Linked DNA regions of Mus musculus: region 1 is linked to region 2. A link is a loop called in an ENCODE intact Hi-C map of the cell type or tissue named here. Cell type or tissue: heart. All regions are shown on one strand.

Region 1 (8,000 bases), 79 kb before region 2:
CACTTCCTCTCAAGAACCTGATGAAGCAGGAAAATAGGGACAGAGTACCTGTCACAGCCAGCACCTGCTTTGGACTTTGTTTGTTTTTGTTTTGAGACAGGATCTCGCTATGGAGCCCTGGCTATGGTGGAACTATCTCTGTAGACCAGGTTGGCCTCGAACTCACGAAGGTTGGCCTGCCTCTGCCTCCCGGGTGGGCACACAGGTTAAAGGTGTTGTTGCCTCACGCAGCAGGCAATTGATAAGGATTCTTGATGAGCATTAGTTATTAGTATTTTTACACATGAGCATATCTTTATGACTATCGGTTTAGTCATAGCTTTAAGAATTCATTCAATGTAGGTAAAAACAAATAAAGGTTGGTGTCATCTCTTCATTTGCCTGCACGGAGCTCAGGCCCATTCGTAATAAGTCCTCACTGGGAACTGAGTTCCAAGACCACACTGCAAACGGAAGTGACCTTAGTCTTACAGAAAAGCTTAGCGCTACTTCACAGGAAGAATAACTGATAACCCCTTGCCTTCTAACAACCAGCATGGTCTCTATTTCCCAGCACGGATTCCCCAGGTTTGCCAGGCTCTTTCCTATTAGAGCACACTGATGACGTAATAGTTGCAAAGGATCCTGGGATGTTTCCACGGTGTACTTCCTGTCACAATGAGGGTCTATTTATGCATTCAACGAGAAGTTGTGACCCAAATGCATGAATTAGCAAGGTGACAGTAAGGATTCCAACCAAGTGCTATGTGGTGGGGAGAGTGTGTGGCTCCTTCCCCTGTCTACCCTCAAAAGGAGCTGGAGGCTGAGGTCCCCGGAGTTGTATCTTTTTCCTCTCTCTTTGTCTCTCAAGGTCTGCTGCAAACAGTAGCCTACCCGAAGCACAAACGGTTTGCACTGAGCCTTCAGTGAGATTTAGGGGTGCACCTAGGCAACAAAGACTGACAAGGCCACACTGTGTGTATCTGGAACCCAGGGAGTTGCAGTAGCGTCATCTGCTACATTTGAGTATCCCTTAGTTTTTCCTTGGTGCTTCAAAATGGCTTGGGTTGGTTGCGAAGAACCAAATAGTACCTACAAAATAGCCGGTTATATGCAGGATGTGTCCTAAACTCTAGTTCCATCTAGAAGAAGCCACAGTGCGGGTGTAGCATCTGGATCGGAATAGATGTGTTAAAAGCATGGCTTCTTTCAATATATTACCTAACTCCCCTGTGCTTCCAATTCCTCAGTTATAAAACAGAAATTAAAGCTGTTGACCCTGGTATGAAAGCATGTAAGAAAGGTAAGGATGATACGCAGCTCATGGTAACGCCAAACAGACCCAGCATGTAAGAAACCTAGCCCGATCTCGGCATGTAATGTATTTACATCAGTGATCCTGGTTCTTGGGCCACGTTTCTGACTCAGGGCCTCTCAAGGAACTTCTCTGTGACAGCTACAAATATTCTCATGCCTATAGACAAGAGACAGTGTATGAAGTAGCAAGGGGATGTCTGGCGCCAAGTACAACTAGCATATTTTAGCTGCATCCATCCAGAGGCCCGGAACAGAGGCGTGTCCAACAGAAGACATGCAGCATCTTCTGATCTTAGATGTGGGTTAAAGATTGCTTTTATGCACCCAAAGCAGCCCCCAGGCTTCCCCGAGATCAGTCCATGAAGACAGCAGAGGATGTCCAGGTTTAAGCAGGCGGGTTCTTCAGCCAGTACTCCTCCCCAACTCCAGCCCCTGCCCTCTCTATCCACCCAAGTCCTGTTCACACTAACCCCTAAATATCTCTTCAGTCTGCCTATTTCTCCCTGTCATCACCACGATCAACCTGGCTGGTCTCTCACCTGGACCACTCAATCTGAGTCAAGACCTTGATTTTAGCTCTTTAGGAAGGATTCCCTAGAAGGGTGGCCTCTCGTTTTGGTATGTTTTCCAACTGTTGACCAACACTGGAATCCTAAAATAGAAAAATAGGCCTCCAGACAGCACTCCCCGCGGGGTCTATCAGGAGGTTGAGTAACTGGTCTGGCAGAAATGAAGATATTCTAAAGAGATACTTTTAAACATTGGATGCCAGAGAGATGGGAAATTCCCCAGAAATTTCATGTTGGGAGAGAAAAAGCTCCCAGCCAGAGGGGGAAATTGTCTTCTGGGTTACAGATTTCTAACACATTCTCAGAAAAATCTCACAGGATGACAAAACCAGGCCAGTGGTAGGCTGGACCACAGTACTGCTTAGATGTGAGTATCCTTGGCGTTCTATTTAGACCTTAACCTAATTTTAGGATCATGGAGATGGACTTGGTGGGGGGGGATCTGTCTGTCCTTCTTCCTAATGTGACCTCAGTGAATGAATCCCTTGCTTTCCACTATTAATTTGCCTATTTTAATTGGCTTATTGAGGACTCAGCTTAGGGCACAGGCCATGACCCCCAAGTTTGATAGTCACACATCACGTCTGATACTCAAGTATCCTGAGGTTAGTAAGTACTCTTTAGCGGAAACATCACAAGTACTGTGTGCTCCTGAGGCACTGTGATGAACTCATTACCCAAATCGGATAAAATAAGTCTCCCACAGTAAACAGCCGAGCTAGAGAGAGTCCTGCCAAGAATCTCAGCGTACTTACTGCCAGCCCCCTCCCCCAAATTTTTTTTGGAAGAACACAAACTTTTAACATGAGCAACGCACATCAGACACATAAGGACTAAAATAATAGGAATAAAAATTAGATCCAAAAATGAAATCAGTCCACATCACTCAGCATTATATGGCGGCACATGGAAAAGAAAGAAAGAAAGAAAGAAAGAAAGAAAGAAAGAAAGAGAGAAAGAAAGAGAAGAGAAAAACCTTGGGGTTATCAACTACCTAAAATATTTTAAATAAAGTTATTTAAAATGTTTTTTATTGCTCTCATCTTTTTAACACTGCCTGTATTCTACAACATTTATCACAATGTAATGTATTACGTGCTAGTCTAAATATTAGTAGAAATATAATTTCAAAATACTTGGAATGACAGCTTACTCCCTCATGTGTCCTTCTAAGTGGCATGGTTATTAAGGTTTTTTAAAAAGAGTCAGTTTAGCAGCTCACAGATCCCCTTTGCAGTCCTTTTTCTTACGCTCCCATTGGACAACGCCAAGGTTAGGCAGGGATCCACCCATTCACACCGGGCCAGGTCAGAAGAGGCGCCAAGAAAGCTCACCCACCTTCCTGGTGCCAGAGCCCTACCTGATTGTGCCACCGGATGACGTTTCCAAATCCCCCGGTCCCCAGGCGTTCTTTCATTTCCCAGGCTCCACATGTCTGGGTTGGGAGGGACGGTGACCAGCTCATATCGATGCCCTGCTAACTCTAGAAGCAAGCAGGGAGAGAGGACAAGTTGAGAGTAAGAAGAACACTGGAGCTCAAGAAGCAACTGGGAGCAGCAGTGGCTGCTGCCCTGCAAGGGGAGGCTAGGACACCGGTGTAGTTAACAAATAAAAGTTGCGGCGGCCGGGCCCACCGGTGGGTCCGCTCAGCATCGGGCGCGGCGCAGCCACGGACCCCGGGGAGAGGCGGAGCGCACACCCGGGTGAGCCGGTCCACGCGCCGCGAGCCGCCCTCGCGTGGGACTCACCTGCCCCGGGGGCCGCGGGGCCGCCAGCGACACCCGCTGAGGACATGAAAACTCGGGGTCCCCACGCAGCCAGCCCAGCGCCACTTCCTCAAACACTTCCTGCCCTGACGTCACGGGTACTAGACGGCTCTTAAAGGGGACGCGCGAGCCACTGGCTCTCGGAGACGCAGCCACAGCCAGCCAAGGTGCTGGACCTGGCGGCGCAGGACCTGGCGGCTTGGAGAGCTCTTCTTCACCCTGGCACTTTTTAGGCTGAGCTTGATCCGACTGGCTAGGCAGTTAATAAGGGGAGAATCTGCCGAGCCCCGACTAGTGCTGACTTAGAGGCTGTCCTAAGAATTGCCTCCCTGTCCTCCCACCGCTCCTGGTTCAGTATTAAGAATAATCAACCATCCTGATGCTCCTCAGAAAGTAACACACCACCATCCCCCTCAAAGAGGAAGGGAGGAGAGGGAAGAGTACAGAGACAAAACAAAAAACTAGCACTGTCTATCAAAAATGGAGTTTGAGCACTGGGAGCATAAAGAAATTACTAGTTATTAGGTCAAGAGGCTGGGTATTGTCTTCTCCACCAGGACACCCCACACGCCTACCAGCATCCACCCCTGCCTCTAACAAGCCAGGTTCAGCCGCTCACCTCCCATAGCCTAATTCACGATACAATTACCAATGGAAAGGAGAAAAAGAGGTTTATTCAATGTGACTACATTGGGGAAAGACAGCGATCTAATCTCTCTCACCCATACCTCTGCCGATCCAAGTCTAATTTTGGGGTCCTGCCATGAGGTTTGGGTTTAAGTGGAAGGCAAGTGGTATACATAACTAAGTAGTCATGCTCAATATATGTTCTGGTCCACCATCGTTGTCTAGGCTCCAGTTTCTCCTATGATGTGGCGTTTGTCAGACGGTGTGAAATCTCTGCTCCTCTGAAGGTGGCACAGTGGCTCCAGGCTTCTGACATTTACTGGCTTTTTAGATCCGAACCCAGCAGCGGACAGCGACCAGCAAGGCTAACAAAGTCTCCCTGGATTGAAAGCCAAAGATCTTTGTGGGATAACCTGGGGACTCTAAGCGTTTGAACTCAAGAATAGAGCAAATAAAGAACTTCTCACTCTTTTATTATTAAAGCAAGCAAAACATGAGATGATGTTTACAGAGAGCTTAAGCAAATACAAGAACAGCAAGTGAAAAAACACTTGGTATTATGTCTTATCATCCTTGCACCTGTGGGAAAAAGCCAAGAATATTCCTCCCAGGACCCCACCCTTCCCACAGAGAGAACGTGGACATCCCAAGCCATACCCTTCATGTCGCCCCTTTTGAGAGCATCCACTTTTTATGGGGTTTGCAATTATTTCTAGAAGGCCACTTGTGGAAGAACATTCTGCACTCTGCCCCAACCACAGCTCACGGGACAGTCACAGCTTTCTTACACGGGTTCCCACGTGGCCTCAGATGATGTTCCTGGGGGAGATTACAGTTTCTCGGGGTCTGTTATGTCGGCAGTTTAAAAGTCAGAAAGAGGAGCTCAGGAGACTCTTTAGCCTCCATTCCAGTCAGGACAACTGCAATAACCTTGTAGTTATTTCACTTCCTATTTTGAGGTAAAAGATTCCTGTACTTGACACAAATACAAGTGGAAGTGGGAATCAAGGGTACACTGTATCATCCAAAGAAACAGCTCTCACCTCCTCAAAGGAATAAAAAGATCATAGTTTATTCTGAAGCATGTATGAATATAATGTTCCAACATGGAAGAAGTTTTAAGACGTTGTACAGTTTTAAGGACTAAATCAAGGTAAGTTTGAAATGCATCAATGGAGACCTCAGAGAGATGATTATAGCAAGATGGGGGAAGCTAGTCTGTGAATCATCAGATGTTCTCGGATGACACTCTTAGCTTTGGGTTGAGTGTTTGGAAGGTGTTAGCCCACCAAGTTAATAGATTTCAAAAGCTGGGTTTTCGTTTTAATCTCTTAGCCACAGAACGTCAGCTCTGACACAGAGGTGGGGTAGCAATGGGTGTTCCAGATGAGGTAATTAGCCTCTGTAACATTCCAATCCTTCCACAGTGCTGCAGACGGAACCAGCCTCTGTAAACATGCCCTCTTGTAAGGAGGTCTCATTCACAACTGCGTTTAGTTAGTGACAGGTTGCCACACAGAAGAGCCATTTCTCCTTGGTTTGGGTTACCTTTGGGAGAGCTGGCACAGGCAGCTGCATTCTGGTTCTGAGGCAGTCTTGCTGTGAAGCCCAGGTTGATCTGAAACTGAAACTCCCTTTCCCATTAGGTCCTTATTCTGATTTCCTGTTTATGACACTATATTCTATTCACCCTTCCTTGCACGTCCTCTTACATTTCTATCTTGAAGATACAGAATAGTTTGGCCTTTCTGTCAAAAAAATCAGGTGTCTGTAGGCATGTGGAGTTATTATGTCTGGGTGTTCAATTATACCCCATCAATATGCCTGTTTTTATGACAATATCAAATGTCTTACTTTGGATTTTATTGCTGTGAACAGACACCATGACCAAGCCAACTCTTACAAGGACAACATTTAGTTGGGGCTGGCTTACAGGTTTAGAGGATCAGTTCATTATCATCAAGGCAGGAGCATGGCAGCATCCAGGCAGGCATGGTACAGGAGGAGCTCAGAGTTCTACATCTTCATCTGCAGGCTGCTAGCAGACTACTGGCTTCCAGGCAGCTAGGACTAGGATATTAAAGCCTACATCCATAGTGACACACCCACTCCAACAAGGCCATACCTCCTAATAATGCCAATAGTCCCTGGCTCAAACATATACAAACCATCGCACCATGCTAATTTTATTACCATAGATGCATAGTATAATTTTAAATCTGGGGTGTTGATAACTCCAGCAGGTCTGGAGTAGAGGCTTCTTTTATGGAACTGGGTACATTTGTGTTTAGTGCATAAATATTTAGAATTGCAATATCCTCTTGGTGGATTTTTCTCCTTTAATGATGTAGTGTCCTTCCCTTTTCTTCTAATGAAGTTTTGTTTGAAGTCTACTTTATCATATATTAAAGTTGTTGTGCCTGTGTGAATGCTTATCTGTGTGCCTGTGTGTGCCTAACTTCCTGCCTGTTTCCATGCCTGTCTGCATGCCTGCATGCCTGTCTGTGTACCTGTCTGCCTGCCTGTCTGAGTGCCTGTTTGTGTGTCTGTCTGTGTGTCTGTCTGTGTGCCTGTCTGTGTGCCTGTCTGTGTTTCAGCTCCACTTGCTTGGAATACCTTTTGTCATCCTCTTCCTTTAAGGTGACAGATGTCTGTCCTTGATCATAAGGTATGTTCAGGCAGGAGAAAGATGGATGCTGTTGCTTTTATCTAATGCTTTTACCCTAATCTGATAGATGTGGATAAGTGCAATGATGCTTGGTTTTTAGTCTTAGGGTACCCTGGCTTTTAGCATTGGTCACAGATCTGAAGTTCTGTTTAGAATTCTGAGTTCAGACTCCATGCACACTGAGGTTAGGCTCAGTGTGTGGGGTGGGTGATGGTCATGGGAAGTGGGCTGACTCTGGGCGTCTCTGTAGTAGGACTTGGTGTTTGGCTCCACAAAAGGTGATGAGGAGCAGACCTAGGAGTACCCTGGGTCTTACTATGGATGGTGGAAATCTCTAAGGTAAGGGAGGTGGGCTGGAACAACACTCTTGCAAGATGGACTAGAGTAACTTAAAGAGCTCAGAATGGAGGAAGGCATAGGTAGGCTATCCAGGTTCCAGTCTAGTGTGGTGGCAGTGGGGTCCCTGGCACAAAGCAGTTCTATGGTCAGCAGGGTATGACAAAGGATAGGAGATGCTCTGGAAGGAATGGCGGAGGAGACTGGTGAGGAAGAACTGGGGGGATGGGGGGAACATAGGTTCCTACTGGGACTAAGATTAGCTGGGAGATGGGACTTAGGTGGGCAACAGGGGCTGTTTCAGAGTGTCCTCCAGAATGGCGAAGGGGAAGGAGAGCACAGGCACCCTGATTAGGCACTTGGTATAGAATGGTTCTGCAATGGGCATGGAGTCACAAAGAAATAGAGACAGGCTAAGAAGGAGTGCTTGAGGAGAGTGGTGAAGAACAACAAGGGAGACCACGGATCCATACCAAGAGGCTGAGTCGCAAGAGGATGAGGGGGGCTCTAAAATTTTTAGAAATACTGTTCCTTTCCTTTTTTGTTAAAAGTTGCACTATTTTACAGACAACAATGACAAAGTTTTACAAAATAACGACCTACAAGAGTAAATATTCAGGAAAAGGTAACTTAAAAATTAAATCCTTGTTTACAGATTATGGTGGTTTGAATGAGAATGGCCCCGTAGGCTCATCTATTCAAAAGCTTAGTAACCAGGGGCTGGCACTACTTGGGAAG
Region 2 (8,000 bases):
ATGATCAATAAACAGATGACATTGACTGGCATTATCAGCTGGGGCCTCGGCTGTGGGCAGAAGGATGTGCCTGGGGTCTACACAAAGGTTACGAATTACCTAGACTGGATTCACGACAACATGAAGCAATGACAAAGAAAGCCCAGCTCCTTCAATCCAGAGGAGGACCTGCCTTCCTCTTCCTCTTCTACAGAAGATGCGCCTAAAAGGCCAAGCATTCTTTACACCATCATCTTCGTGAGCTGCCACTCGGGAGAGGGGAGGGGGGTCTTTGGGAGCAGATGTAGCATTTACCTGTGACAGGTACTTCACAACTTGTAAGTTTTAAGGATGAAGGTCTGGCTTTAGAATAAATCCTGTCAGATGAGATGACAGGGAGATGCCAACCTTCCTATAACTCTAGGATTTTAAAAAGAGAGGTAGACCAAAGTCTGCCCTCCTGGTCCACTATGTTGTACACTGAACCACAAGATCATGTCTCAACAGCAAAAAAATACAACTTGATCTTTCAGGAGTGAAAGTTTGCACTGGGGACAAGAATGTGTTTTTATAGTTACACAGGGGGCCCCACAGGGCCTCCACGAGAAGGAAGGGGTATCTGGCCGAATCACAGCACCATAAAATCCTTGAGATCATGCACTCCCCATCCCTCCACACTCCTCAACTCTTGGGACATATCCCTTTGTATACAGTGTAAATGTCTTTTTCTTTATAAACTCTATAGATGGTTGGGAGAACTGTATGATTTTAATAATTGATGAATAACACTAGTATATTTATATTTTAATCTATTTTAGTTTTTACTTTGTTACTATAACTTTGTATTATACTGTACTTAAATAATAAATTCAGAGGTATTTTTCACACTTTTCCACTGGTGCATATCCATGGCTTATTTGTGTTCACATTTCTTTTCTTTTCTCTTTTTGAATCAATTGAAAGATTTCCTTTTATTCAGTCAATGTGTGGAAATTTTCACCCCCAAGGCAATATTCTGGGTGCCACCCAATAGAAATAGAATGGGGGAGGGAGCTGGAGAGGTGGCTAAATGGTTAAGAGCACTGACTACTATTCCAGAGGACCTGGGTTTAATTCCCAGCAACCGTATGGCAGCTCACAACTGTCTGTAACTTCAGTTGTAGGGGATCCGACACCCTCACACAGACATACACGCAGTCAAAACACAATGTACATAAAATACAAGTAAATACATTTTTTAAGAAGAAATAGGGCAGGGAGAGTTGACATGGAACTTAAGTGAACTTTAAAAAAAAGTCTTTTGAAATATTTATTGTATGTGGGGGGGCAGTTATATTGCATATGTGGAAGTCACGGGGTATGTGGCAGAGTCTGTTCTTTGCATTCACCGTGCGGATCCTGGGGCTTCGACTCAGGAGTGGGCATCTCTACTCACTGAGCCATCTTGCTGGCACAAAGCTACAACCTGCCATCATGGGACTGAGGGTTGAACTGAGGGCCTTGTATGTACTCTACCACTGAGCTGCAGCCCCCCCCCCCGCCCTATCCCCCCTCCCCCATCTGATAAGAACTCTCGATCAGGACTGCAGACTAGAAACCAGGAACCCTGGAGACCAAATAACTGTTTTGTTCCAGGAGGTGATAAACTGAAGATACATCTGGAAAAATCAACCACACTATGACCACAGTCTGAGCAGACAGCTGTGTTAGTCTGTGGACAGTAACTACGGCAACACCGAGGAAGAAAACCCTTACTGACAGCAACGGCTCAACCAGAGATGGTTCAGTCAGACTACACGTTACTGTCTTGGTTGCTTTCTCCCCCCCCCATCCCCCACCCCCATTCTGCTTTGGTTTTCTACTCCCCAGGAACAATTAGCTTGCAAGCCAATGCACACAAATGTGCTGCTTCAGCCCTGCCTCTCCAGCATCCCCTTTCTTTAGTGTGTGTGACGTGGGTGTCGGCAGGTGTGTACGCACGGGAGTGCGGGTGTTCAAGTCAGAGGAGACCTCTCAGAAGCCGTTTCTCCCCTTCTGCCACAGGTTGGAGCATCACACTTTAGGCCTGTGTGGTATGCACTCTGTGGCTCATCTCTCTCTGGCCCCTGCACACTGTCTTCCCAATCATGGGACACAACCTCTGTCCCAGCTTTCTTCACCACATCTTCGTTCCAAGAGTCTATCTCATGATGTAATGCTTGCTTTTGGGTGTGGCTAATTAATTTCTTATTTTGGAAGAGAAAGAAAAGTCTTATCTCTCTAGAATTTATTGGTACTGCCCTGTTAGAGGCTCTTGGGAGAAAAGTAGTTTAAACTCACAAAAGACATTTGCTAAAGGCCAGGGACTTGATGGGGGAGGTGTCAGGTGATTTCCCGAAATCTCTGAAGTACCCAGACCAGTTCCACCCATTGGAGTCAGAGACTAAGTCATAGATTTCTTGACTTCACATGAGTCGGCCTTCATGCTCTGATCTAAGATTTTAGACAGAGGTGCATCTCAGTTCATTTCTGGAAAAGAACGCTTGAGATAGCAGGAAGCAAGGCTCTCCCAGGCCCTCGGGTGGAAGCTGGCTTCCTCCCTCCCCCACTGGAAAAGACTTTCTTCAGACACTAGGATTACTGAGACTGAAACCGAAGCTGAAAAGCCTCCTGGGATGGGAATACAAAGTCAAAAGGCCCCAACATTCCTGAGGGGAGTCCTGGAAACCATACACAGATGAAGACAATTGCTCATTCTTGCAGGGAAGTGTCCAACTGGACGGTCATATGAATCATATTAAAGGGTCAGGCGAGCTCATCCCTGCCCAGAGTTGGTTAGGAAATGCAGGGTGCGAAGTCTGGAATTCACCAGAAGGGGACCAGTCAAGGGGAAGTCAATGCTACCTCATTATTCCTGGTTGGTAATACAAGAGGATAGCAGACCCAAAGAGCAACTATGATCCCAGATAACTGCATGGTGGGTTTTGGTTGTCAGAGACCAGAGGAGCACAGAGCCCAGGTCTGTGCATGGCAAGGTCTAATAGACTTCAATTCCGTATACAAAAGCTGAGCACACAATCTTTAGTGTTTCAGATCCCTTGGGCTTCTCATCAAGTCCCTTTTTAAAGCCATTAACAATCACAACCAGTTTTGATGGCACCTAGTCACCACCTACTGGCATAGAAGAAAATATAAGTTGATGACGTTTCCTGCTCCCAGGCCCAATCCCTCTAAAACAAGACCGAGGGAAGGGATACAGCAGTCAGCCCTGATCTGTACAGAACCCATTCCAAGATCCCAGTGGGAGTTTTGTTTTTTGCATATGTTTTTTTAAGTGCTTTACAATTTCAGTTACAAGTATTGTCCTTACTGAGGCATTCACGTGGGATTTTTGTTCTTATTGGGAACTTTGAATTTCTCATTGAGAGGAAGCATTTTCTTTCAGTCTTCTTATTTTTTCACTGGCCTATCCAACCCCCCCCCGAACCCCCCCCCCCCCGCATTTACTTGTGAAGTAGGGCTACTAAATAAAATAGCGGTTACCTGAGCACAAAGAGACCAGATACTATGGCCATTGTTAAGAGTGGAGACTGGCCGGTCCTTAGTGGCCAGCGAGACCAGGGGCAAGGTGTGATCTGTGTCCAGGGAAAGATGGGGCCTGCCAGGGTGGGATGGCAAGTCAGTGAAAGACTTCATCACGCTGCTCAGAATAATACACAACCTGAAAGGTTGCCCTTTCCTGGGGTTTTCCATTTAATATTTGCAAAGTTGCTAGGGAAAAGGGAGGGCACTGTACTAGAGACATGTGTGAGAAGTGGGCAAAAAAACCCAAATAAACCAACCTGGATCCATGAGTGAAGCCACTTACAGCCAAACCTGATGACTTGAGTCCTCTGGAGTCACATAAAGGAAACAGAGAAGTGACACCCACCCTACCCCCACAGGCTGTCCTTTCATTTCATCATGAAGGCTGTGGTATATAGAACCTGTCTCCCAATAGAGACATACATATGTAGTGTCTAAGAGAAACAGAAACTGAACTTTAAAAAAAAATGTTCAATGGTGTTTTGGCTGTGTGAAGCAGTTGCAGTCTCTGGAACTGGAGTTACAGATGTGAGCTTCCACGTGGGTGCTGGGAATTGAACCCTGATCCTCTGGGAGAACAGCCAGTGCTCTTTACCTCTGAGCCATCTCTCCAGCCCCAAAACTGAGCTCTTAACAAGCACAACACACTTCCAGGTAGTGAACAGACATCTGTTGGGGTGCACCGTGTGAAAGCTGACTCTGTATATACAATTGCTGATCACTGTACCAGCTGAGAGCTGGCCTGACTTTGGTGGTGTTATTCTTAGGCCTCATCATCTGCCTCGGTACTTTGTAAATACCCCTCCTTCCTCACCCATTGATTGGCTTAATAAAGATCTGACAGCCAGTAGCTAGGCAGGAAAGGGAAGGCAGGCTGAGAGAGGGTCTCTGGGAAAAGAATCAGAGGCGGGGATTCACCACCAGATAAGGAAGTGGTTGTAGGTACCGAGAAGGTGGTTGGACAAACTGGGACAGAGAGAGCGGCAAAGAACTAATCACATGGTGTGTCGTGGGCTAGGATAAGGTTAAGTTGAATGAGCTAGATGGGAGATAGCCCAAGCTAAAAGCGTAAGCTATACTAGAAATCAGTAAGTCCCTACGTCATTTAATCTCTGGCAGGTCCAGAAAGTCCTGCTATAGATGTCTAGAAAATTGGTTTAGAGAGTTATCAGTGACTACTCGTATCAACTGGCAGCATTAGACTCCACCTGGTGCTTGGAATGAGACTCACTCTTTATAGGCTCTGTGTTTGGATTCTTGGTCCAGTTGAAAAGGATTAGAAAGTGTGGTCTTATGGGAGTAGGTGTGTCGCTGGGGGGTGAGCCCTGAGGCCCAAAAGCCCATGTCATTCCCACTCTGCTCTCTGCCCCCTACTTGTGGGTCAAGTGGTGAGCTCTCATCATACCTGCCATCTTGCCTTTGCTCCGGCATCACGGACTCTAACCCTGTGGAACTGTAAGCCCAATTAAACACCTTCTTTAATGAGTTGCCTTGGTCGAGGTGTTTTGTCCCAGCAATGGAAAAGTAAGTAAGATGCCCATCTCCCTCAGAAAAACCTCTACAAGAGACACTTGGGAACTGGCAGCTCCACCCTCTGCCCGTGTGGCACACAGGAAAGGACTGGCATGGGCACCTGGGGCTTTAATGGCTTTGCCTTTTACAACCTGGAGAAACCATTAGATTCCTCTAGACCTTAGCTGCCACCAACCTTACAAACAGCACTAAATGACCCATCTCCCAGGGTAGCTGGAGACTCACACTCTACCCAGAGTTTCAGATGTCTCAAATGAGTGCCTTCTACTTAGTGAAGGGTAGTCTCAGTAACCAGACATAGTCCCCAGGACTGGTAAAGCTTTATTAAGACTTTAACATGGACCACACACAGAGCGAGCAGCTATTAAGTTTCCCTGCACAACCTTTGCTGACAATCACTGGGTGGGGTTGGCGAGGCTTGGCAGTACCCATGATGCCTAGGTCTGCTGATCCTATACTCCCAACACGGCCTCCTAGAAAAAAACAAGCTATGCTGTGCTCGAGGGGATAAATGAGCTGCACTCACTAACTTAAACGCGCTCAGGGTCCAATATACATAATTCCCTGTGACCCAAGAAAACTTGGAATCCCCACCCCCAGAGCCTGTGAAAGTGACCTGCAAAGTGTGTACCCTCCACAGCAGGGTGTGGGACACTCATGCAGATCCTGGTAGGAAACATCTGATTGCACATAGCACAGTTCAACCCCACGAGGAAACCACAGAGAAACTCTACTCGGCAGCAAAAACAAGTCCTGACCGCAGCAAGAGAACACTAGCCAAAAGATAGAAAATAAGTAAGTGAAGTCCAAGTACTTAGAAATAGGACTTCAGAGGAGAGCCATGCAGACTGAAGGAAGCCGGTCTCCTTCTCCCTCCAAGCACAACACAGAGGCAAGTTGCGCCCTAAGCTGTAAATTAAAAACAACACACCCGCCTTTTATGTATTCAGTAAAATGACTAGTGGACACATTGAAACGAATTAAGAATACTCTGTGCTCCTTCAGCGGCTATGGTTTAAACTGTGGACTACTCGTGGTCAACACAGCCTGCCCTCCTATGGTATTAATTTTATTCAGAGGTTCAAGACACTTTTTGTTTTGTTTTGTTTTTGTTTTAAGTGCGGACTGGGAGCTATTTGGGAGCTGTCTGTCTGTCTGTCTGGGAGCTGTAGCCGATAGGTACAGACAATGGAAAGCAGCTTCGTACACTGAATGTCCTCAGTGGGCTCACACTCACTTGGGGATTCTGATGGGACCTTCAGACAGGAAAAGCAAGGCCCAGGGCCAGTCCGGCTTCACAAACATCAGTGGAGGTCAGGGAGCATGGACATGATCCACTGGGTGGCGAGTCCCCCACATCAACTCCACCACTATCACTCATAAAACCTGCCTGCACCGAGCACTGCTGTTTTGGGAGCGATCCCACTGAGGAGTCAGATAGCCAGCAAAAGTCTGTACGCCGCTCTAGCAGGTAACCTTCCCAACAAGACGACGGGCCAGCGCAAGCAGCCAGTGACAATCTTAAGAGCCAGGCTGTGGCACCTTAGTCTCCAAAGAAAGCTAATCCCAGTGCGGTTTCACGTCAAGCGTGGACTTGAACTTTCAAAGTCCTGGACATACAAAGCCTTTCTACACGTGAGAGGGGTCTGAAAGAAACTACTGCACTCGGCTTGTCCTAGCCTCACCCACCGGGGAGATTCCAATCGCTTTTCTCGACAACCCTTCACTATGGTATCTCTTCACACCAGCCTCTCAGTCCTGCCCCCCATCGAGCAGATCTGTCTTCATTGTGGGTGGTACCAGGATGAACCAGGACTCCAGGTCAGGGCTTGATCACCGAGGTACAACCCAGACCCATGAGTCAAATCTCAACTGCTCTTTCTTGGACTAACACCCATTTTTCTTCCGATCTTCTTTTTTCCCCTCTCATATCTTTCTATCTTAAAAAAAAAGAAATCAATAGAGACATCTTCCATTGGGTTTAGGTGACTGAAACCAAACATCACAGGCCGGTCTTTCCCCACGGCAACTGTGTTAAAAGTGATGAAATGCAGTGTCACAGGCCGCTGCTCTCCAGGCCACGCCTCCAGAACTCAGTCAGTGCTGCGCTGGGGTTGGCCTCGTTTTTTTCCCCGAATGAACTTTCTCTCCCTCCATCACTTATGTGGCTGAAGACGGAGGACAAAAGGGAGTAGATGGAGCCCGGAGGGAACGGACCTAAGAAACAGGCTGACATTTTACTTTTAGACAAGTAAGAAATGAAAAAGTGTCCGTGAACTGCTCCTTCGGCAAGACGTTCCCTTCAGGTTCGGACTTGGAACTTGCCGGCTTTGGTCATGTATTTGATGCCTTTAAAGGGCTTGTACTTCTCCCCGTACATATCCAGACGGTTCACTTTGAGTCCTGGAGGGAGAGAGGAAGAGAGGAGTGAGACGTGAGTATCTCCCAGGAGCCACCAGCAGACAGTTGCCTGGGTCTGTCAGTGCACACAGCAGGGTGTGTGGAAGAGACTGTCTTAACAAGCCTGTTCTGCCAAGCAGAGGTGGACAGCTCAGCGATCTCACTTCAGGCATTAACAGCAAAGGTGACGTCAGCAGGAGGCTCTCCTGTGGGACAGGGCAGAGAGGCAGGCACGGACTGCAGTGAGGGTGAGACAAAATAACGCGTGGCATTTTGCTCAAGTTGTGCTGCTGATTGAATGATGACAGCATTCATGAGTAATGAAAGGGAATGAATGGATCGATGAGGGCTTCCTACACACTGTGGCCCAGCTGACCGAAAATGAGTTTGCCGATAGCTTTAGGGCCCATTAAGAGGTTCAGGAGAAAGAGCATATCACTTAATTTAATCATCCAAGTTAAAGAGTCTTTCAGTAAAGAGAAACAAGAATGTTCTCTAGAGAGAGAGCACATTTCTTCCTAAGG

What was found. A loop is a pair of places that touch in the nucleus more often than their neighbours do. Peaks named below come from ENCODE experiments on the same cell type or tissue, not always from the same donor. Only the 100,000 strongest peaks of a DNase experiment are listed, where the experiment ranks them.
Region 1: it touches region 2 in a loop (2.9-fold over the local background); 5 of 42 quality-filtered maps call a loop at or near these places.

The regions. Positions count from the first base shown.
Region 1 is chr8:22,702,857-22,710,856 of GRCm38, forward strand. Ikbkb (inhibitor of kappaB kinase beta) reads right to left here and starts at 3,727. Exons shown (of 22, transcript NM_001159774.1): 1 at 3,614-3,727; 2 at 3,226-3,348. The coding sequence starts at 3,330. In heart, no CTCF peak of the experiment used is centred here; a DNase peak (open chromatin) is centred at 3,715; H3K4me3 peaks cover 1,813 bases; H3K27ac peaks cover 1,231 bases; H3K27me3 peaks cover 389 bases.
Region 2 is chr8:22,781,975-22,789,974 of GRCm38, forward strand. Plat (plasminogen activator, tissue) reads left to right here. Exons shown (of 14, transcript NM_008872.3): 14 at 1-874. The coding sequence ends at 132. Ap3m2 (adaptor-related protein complex 3, mu 2 subunit) reads right to left here. Exons shown (of 9, transcript NM_029505.3): 9 at 5,380-7,479. The coding sequence ends at 7,379. Among named protein-coding and RNA genes, the nearest start is that of Ap3m2, 20 kb to the right of the region's middle. In heart, a CTCF peak has its summit at 3,136 (motif pointing left); DNase peaks (open chromatin) are centred at 1,947 and 2,637.